Regions from separate parts of the Homo sapiens genome. Here region 2 is linked to region 1. The links are chromatin contacts, found by Hi-C or POLR2A ChIA-PET in ENCODE. All regions are on one chromosome and are shown on one strand. Each heading gives the region's core, a stretch centred on a gene start or an enhancer-like site at or near the end of the contact. The rest is flanking DNA. Distances are from core to core; before and after follow the strand shown.

Region 1 (2,814 bases), core at 94-2,593:
TCCCAGATACAGGCGATTCTCTTGCCTCAGCCTCCCGAGTAGCTGGGATTACAGGCGTGTGCCACCATGCCCGGCTAATTTTTGTATTTTTAGTAGAGACAGGGTTTCACCATGTTGGCCAGGCTGGTGTCCAACTCCTGACCTCCAGTGATCCACCCGCCTTGGCCTCCCAAAGTGCTGAGATTACAGGCGTGGGCCACCGCGCCGGCACGTGTTTAATCTTTGCAACAACCTTTTGATCGACGAGGAAATACTAACAAGGGACAGCTCTGTGGTTTCTGCTATCGAAAGTTTGGTGGTTTTTCACTATCAAATTCTGACTTCCATTACCATCATCTACGTACAAATCCAGTTCCAACTCCCACCCCAACCCAGGCCATGAGCTCTAATGGAGGATATATATCAGGGTCATTTGCACCTTTGTTGCCAAAACTCAACGTAGTACCCTGAAAATAGCAGATATTTTAAAAATGACCTGACGAATTCAGATCCCCGTCTATTGCACCGTCTATACACTAAACCGCGCTCTTGCACCTTTCAAGTCTTCCTTAGTGGTGTGTTCCCTACCTCCCTGGCTTATCAAAGGAGGTCCCCAAAACCCAGTTCCCCAACCAACTGAATCCTGCAAATAACAGCTCCTCAGGACCCGAGACAGACCGCTTCTGGGTGCTGTTGAAAAGCAGATGGGTTGAGAGTTGGAGCATATATTCAGAGACTGAGTATCCGAAACGGACTATTCAGACCAGCCTTGCTAGAAGCAGAACTCTGAATACGCTGATTTTATCTACATCAAAGGCTCCAAACCGGAAAACACAAATATTAACTAGAAAGCATTATATAACATTTTATTTACCGTCTTTTCCGGTAGACGGTAAGCTCCACAAGGGCGGGGCTCAATAAACGTTTACGAGTGGCTTAAATGAAAGGACGTGCGTGGGCACACCGCGGGGACTAATCGTGTTAGGCCCTTCTCCAAGGCCTATGATCCCCAACGGCAACTCGCCACGCTCCTGAAGCTGAACACCGCGCAGGGCCTAAGGTCGGACACCCTCCGGCTTAGGTTCACGACACACCCATTTTCCCCTCCCTCCGCCAGGGCCGGCTCGGGCGCCGGTTCCAGCCTCGCGCGCCAGCCCCTGTCGGCCCCGGCCTGCACCTTCATCCCCAGGACGTCCCGATAGAAACGCGCCGTCTGGAAGCGGTTTCCCACTTTGAATACGAAGTGCAGAGCTCTGCGAGCAGCCATGATTCCCGCCGCACGCAGCCGTCACGCGCACCGTACAGCCCAGTCCACGAAGGGCGCCACGGGCCGTGACGTCACTAGCCGCCGACGGCGCGCTTTCGTGACGCAGCCCGGGTCTCAGGGAACATGGCGGCGCTGGTGAGACCCGCGAGGTTTGTCGTGCGACCGTTGCTGCAGGTGGTCCAGGCTTGGGACCTTGACGCGAGGCGCTGGGTCCGGGCGCTGCGGCGGAGCCCAGTGAAAGTGGTGTTTCCTTCCGGAGAGGTGGTGGAACAGAAGCGCGCTCCTGGGAAGCAGCCCCGCAAGGCACCATCTGAGGCCAGTGCCCAGGAGCAACGAGAGAAACAACCGCTCGAGGAGTCCGCATCCCGCGCTCCCAGCACCTGGGAAGAGTCTGGGCTTCGCTACGATAAAGCTTATCCCGGGGACAGGAGGCTGAGGTGATGTGGTTCTTGAGCCTGTCGAATGTTCTCGTTTCCCTTCCCGTCGCACAGCGGAACCTTAACCTCCTTCCGATGGAGGACTTCTTCCAGTACAGCCCGCTGGTTTTTGTATTATGCACAGAGGGCCGAATAAGCGTCTTTGGAATTAGCTTCTGTTTCTCCTTAGCTCTTTGTTGTTGTTTTTGTTTCACCATGTTAGCCAGGCTGATCTGGAACTCCTGACCTCAGGTGATCCGCCCGCCTCGGCCTCCCAATGTGCTGGGATTACAGGCGTGAGCCACCGCGCCCGGCCCTCTCCGTAGCTCTTTATTTCTGTTACAACTAAGCGTGTCTCAGTAACAAGGATGTTGATAGTTACCTGTTTTTTTTTTTTATTTCCATCTACAGCAGTGTAATGACAATAGTAAAGTCCAGGCCATTTCGGGAAAAACAAGGGAAGATCCTGCTGGAAGGTCGCAGGCTCATTTCAGACGCTCTCAAGGCTGGAGCTGTGCCAAAAATGTTCTTCTTTAGCCGTCTAGAATACCTAAAGGAGTTGCCAGTCGATAAGCTGAAAGGTGTCAGCCTCATTAAGGTGAAATTTGAGGATATCAAGGATTGGTCCGACCTCGTAACGCCACAAGGAATAATGGGTTAGTGATTACCCAGTGTATCTTTTTTTTTTTTTGTCTTGTTCTGTCACCCAGGCTGGAGTGCAATGGCGCGATCTCGGCCCACTGCAACCTCCGCCTCTCGGGTTCAAGGGATTCTCTTGCCTCAGCCTCCGCAGTAGCTGGGATTACAGGCGTCTGCCACCATGCCCGGGTGATTTTTGTATTTTTAGTAGAGGTGGGGTTTCACCATGTTGGCCAGGCTGACGTCGAACTTGTGACCTCAGGTGATCCTCCTGCCTCGGCCTCCCAAAGTGCTGGGATTACAGGCGTGAGCCACCATGCCTGGCCTTACACAGTGTATCTTAAGGTGTGGAGACCTAGGATTAATTTCTCATACTTGTCTTAGGACAGCAGCATTGAAATGAAATTCAAAATGTTACAATTAGAAAAATATAATTCTCAAACCTGTGTATCTTAGAGTATTTTCAATGGAAATTGAAACCCGTTTTTCACTATCATTTGTGTTGTGGCTCTT
Region 2 (2,814 bases), core at 174-2,673, 490 kb after region 1:
TATTGCAGATTTGGGGGACATAGAACCTGGGAAATACAGATGTCCTTAGGATGCTTTCATCCTAGTGGGCAAGGCAGACAATCACAGAAGTAAATACATACACTCTGCTTCCTAATGCCTTATTATTTTCTTTTATGGAGAAATTCACAGTTTGAAATAATGGGGTTATTGGCAATGCTCTTTTGGCGAGATGGATGTGAACCACACACCCATTCCAATGCCATAGGCCTTGGCATCTTAGAGGCATTTGGATTGTGACTGGGAATGAGTGGCCTTCAGGCGCTCCAAATAACTCAGCTGTGGATGCCGGAAATTCTACTGGGGGTCTTTCTTTGGGAATAAACATCATCTTTTTTCTGAGACCCTCTTTCAAATGCAAATCCCTGGGGGAAGAGGACAGAGGCTGCTCATTGAGTTCATAACCTGGCAGGGCTGTGTCACAAGATGGGGCTGCCCGAGGGCTCTGGACCCCAAAGATGCCCCTGATGTGGACCCAGGGCTGCAAAGGGATCTTCCCCGTCACCCTCTGCTGCTGACTCATCCCAGCTCTGCCTGCAGAAGGGGAGTCAAAGGGCAGTGGAGGGAGAGTCAGGCCCAACCAAAACCCGAACCCCAATTGCAGCCAGCCGCCCTCCATAGCTGAAAAAGCCGGAAGCTCTGGGTCAGCTTTACCTGCAGGGCCCTGCGCCTCCCATATGAGTCCTGCCGGGACACTCATGCTTTTCCTCAGTGACATCTCTGTGGTTGCCCACGGGACTTGACAAGAACTTTCAAGGTTTTGTTGTTGTTTTTGTTGTTGTTTTTCTGAGACGGAGTCTCGTTCTGTCTCCCAGGCTAGAGTGCAGTGGTGCGATCTCGGCTCACTGCAACCTCCAGCTCCTGGGCTCAAGCCATTCTCCTGCCTCAGCCTCCCGAGTAACTGGGATTACAGGCGCCTGCCACCACGCCCGGCTAATTTTTGTGTTTTTAGTAGACGGGGTTTTATATACTCTGTTGGCCAGGCTGGTCTCGAACTCCTGAACTCAAGTGATCCGCCCGCCTCGGCCTCCCAAACTGCTGGGATGACAGGCGTGAGCCCCAGTGCCCGGCCCTCTGCCTCTTTTTATTCCTATCAGCTCTCCTGCTAGAAGCCAAACTTAGCACCTTATCTGGGAATGGGGAGGAAGAATGTGGAACCCAGACACCCCACAGCGGCCCCAGAGCTAGGCAGGGCAAGGTCCCCGGGGCAGCGTGGCCGGGCTGCCCGTCTGGTCCCCGCTTACAAGAACCTGCAAGCTTCCCTCCTTGCTTTCCTTCTTCCCCTCGGTTCCTCCCCCGCCGACCTACCTGGAGGCCGATAATAAAGCAGGAGGAGGGAGATGGATGGACGGGAGGGCGGGGCGCCGCGTGGTGCCATAAAGCCCAGCTGGAAGGGGCCTGTCTCGGGAGTGTCCAGCCCCAGGAGCCGGGGACCGTCCGCGTCGCGAGCCGGGCCAAGGCAGTGGGCAGAGGGCAGAGGGCAGAGGGCCGGGGCTGGGGCAGAGGGCGAGTGCCCGGGAAGGCCATGCTGCGGGGCGCGCCAGGACTAGGCCTCACGGCGCGGAAGGGGGCCGAGGACTCTGCGGAGGACTTGGGGGGCCCCTGCCCCGAGCCCGGGGGCGATTCGGGGGTGCTGGGGGCGAACGGCGCTTCCTGCAGCCGGGGCGAGGCGGAGGAGCCGGCGGGCAGGAGGCGCGCGCGGCCGGTGCGGTCCAAGGCGCGGCGCATGGCCGCCAACGTGCGGGAGCGCAAGCGCATCCTAGACTACAACGAGGCCTTCAACGCGCTGCGCCGGGCGCTGCGGCACGACCTGGGCGGCAAGAGGCTCTCCAAGATCGCCACGCTGCGCAGGGCCATCCACCGCATCGCCGCGCTCTCCCTGGTCCTGCGCGCCAGCCCCGCGCCCCGCGGGCCCTGCGGACACCTGGAGTGCCACGGCCCGGCCGCGCGCGGGGACACCGGGGACACAGGCGCCAGCCCCCCGCCGCCTGCAGGGCCCAGCCTCGCGCGCCCAGACGCCGCCCGCCCCTCGGTGCCGTCCGCGCCCCGCTGCGCCTCGTGCCCCCCGCACGCGCCCCTGGCACGGCCCAGTGCGGTGGCCGAGGGGCCGGGCCTAGCACAGGCCTCCGGGGGAAGCTGGCGCCGCTGTCCGGGGGCTTCCTCTGCCGGGCCGCCTCCCTGGCCGCGGGGCTACCTGCGATCCGCCCCCGGGATGGGCCATCCGCGCTCCTGACCGGCCTCGAGGCACCGGCTGGGCTGCAGGGAGGCCGGGCTGGCAGCTGGACTATAAAACCCGGGACTGCAAAGGCGTCTTGGACAGAGCAGAACTGGACCGGCTGAGACCTGGCGTGGAAGAGAAGGAGCTCGCCAGAGAGAAGGAGCTCCGGGACCCGGGGTTGCGCCCCCACATCCCAGCCTGGGGCAGAGAGAAGGAGCTCCGGGGCCTGGGGCTGCGCCCCCACATCCCAGCCTAGGGAGGCAGTTGCCAGAAAGGCTCAGGATCCTGAACTCATCTTGGACTCGAACTCGTCTTGGAATGCCGCCTTCGCACTCCTGCGCCTCCGAGCCCTGTGTGTTCTCGATGCTTTTAGGAGAGTGAGGGCTTTGAGGCAGGAGGTGTGGGAGCGTGGGAATGCGGGTGGGGCCTGCTGTGGTCTCGTGGGCACATGAGTGCGGAGTCCCCTTCCCTGCCTGCGCTGCTGCCCAAGCCTGATCCGGGAGAGGCAGGATCCGGGAGAGGCAGGCAGGGGCAGCAGCCAAATAAAAGGAAAAACTCATTTCTCTCCGATACCACGA

What was found. A loop is a pair of places that touch in the nucleus more often than their neighbours do. ChIA-PET counts read pairs that join two places held with the same protein, here RNA polymerase II (POLR2A). Pooled maps may share reads with other maps.
Region 2: a pooled map shows a loop between it and region 1 (4-fold over the local background). The contact joins the promoter of BHLHA9 here to the promoter of MRM3 in region 1. A Hi-C loop is called at or near these places in 2 of 50 pooled maps. POLR2A ChIA-PET finds 5 or more read pairs at or near these places in 3 of 52 experiments (Panc1, WTC11 and activated CD4-positive, alpha-beta T cell).

What each region holds. Positions count from the first base shown.
Region 1 is chr17:781,010-783,823 of GRCh38, forward strand. MRM3 (mitochondrial rRNA methyltransferase 3) reads left to right here and starts at 1,344. Exons shown (of 4, transcript NM_018146.4): 1 at 1,344-1,683; 2 at 2,074-2,318. The coding sequence starts at 1,370. It overlaps GLOD4 (glyoxalase domain containing 4), which reads right to left and starts at 1,271. Exons shown (of 9, transcript NM_016080.4): 1 at 1,157-1,271. The coding sequence starts at 1,246. RefSeq lists enhancers at 202-301, 1,302-1,651, 1,323-1,871.
Region 2 is chr17:1,269,021-1,271,834 of GRCh38, forward strand. It overlaps BHLHA9 (basic helix-loop-helix family member a9), which reads left to right and starts at 1,424. Exons shown (of 1, transcript NM_001164405.2): 1 at 1,424-2,795. The coding sequence starts at 1,544. The coding sequence ends at 2,251. RefSeq lists enhancers at 1-221, 1,826-2,576.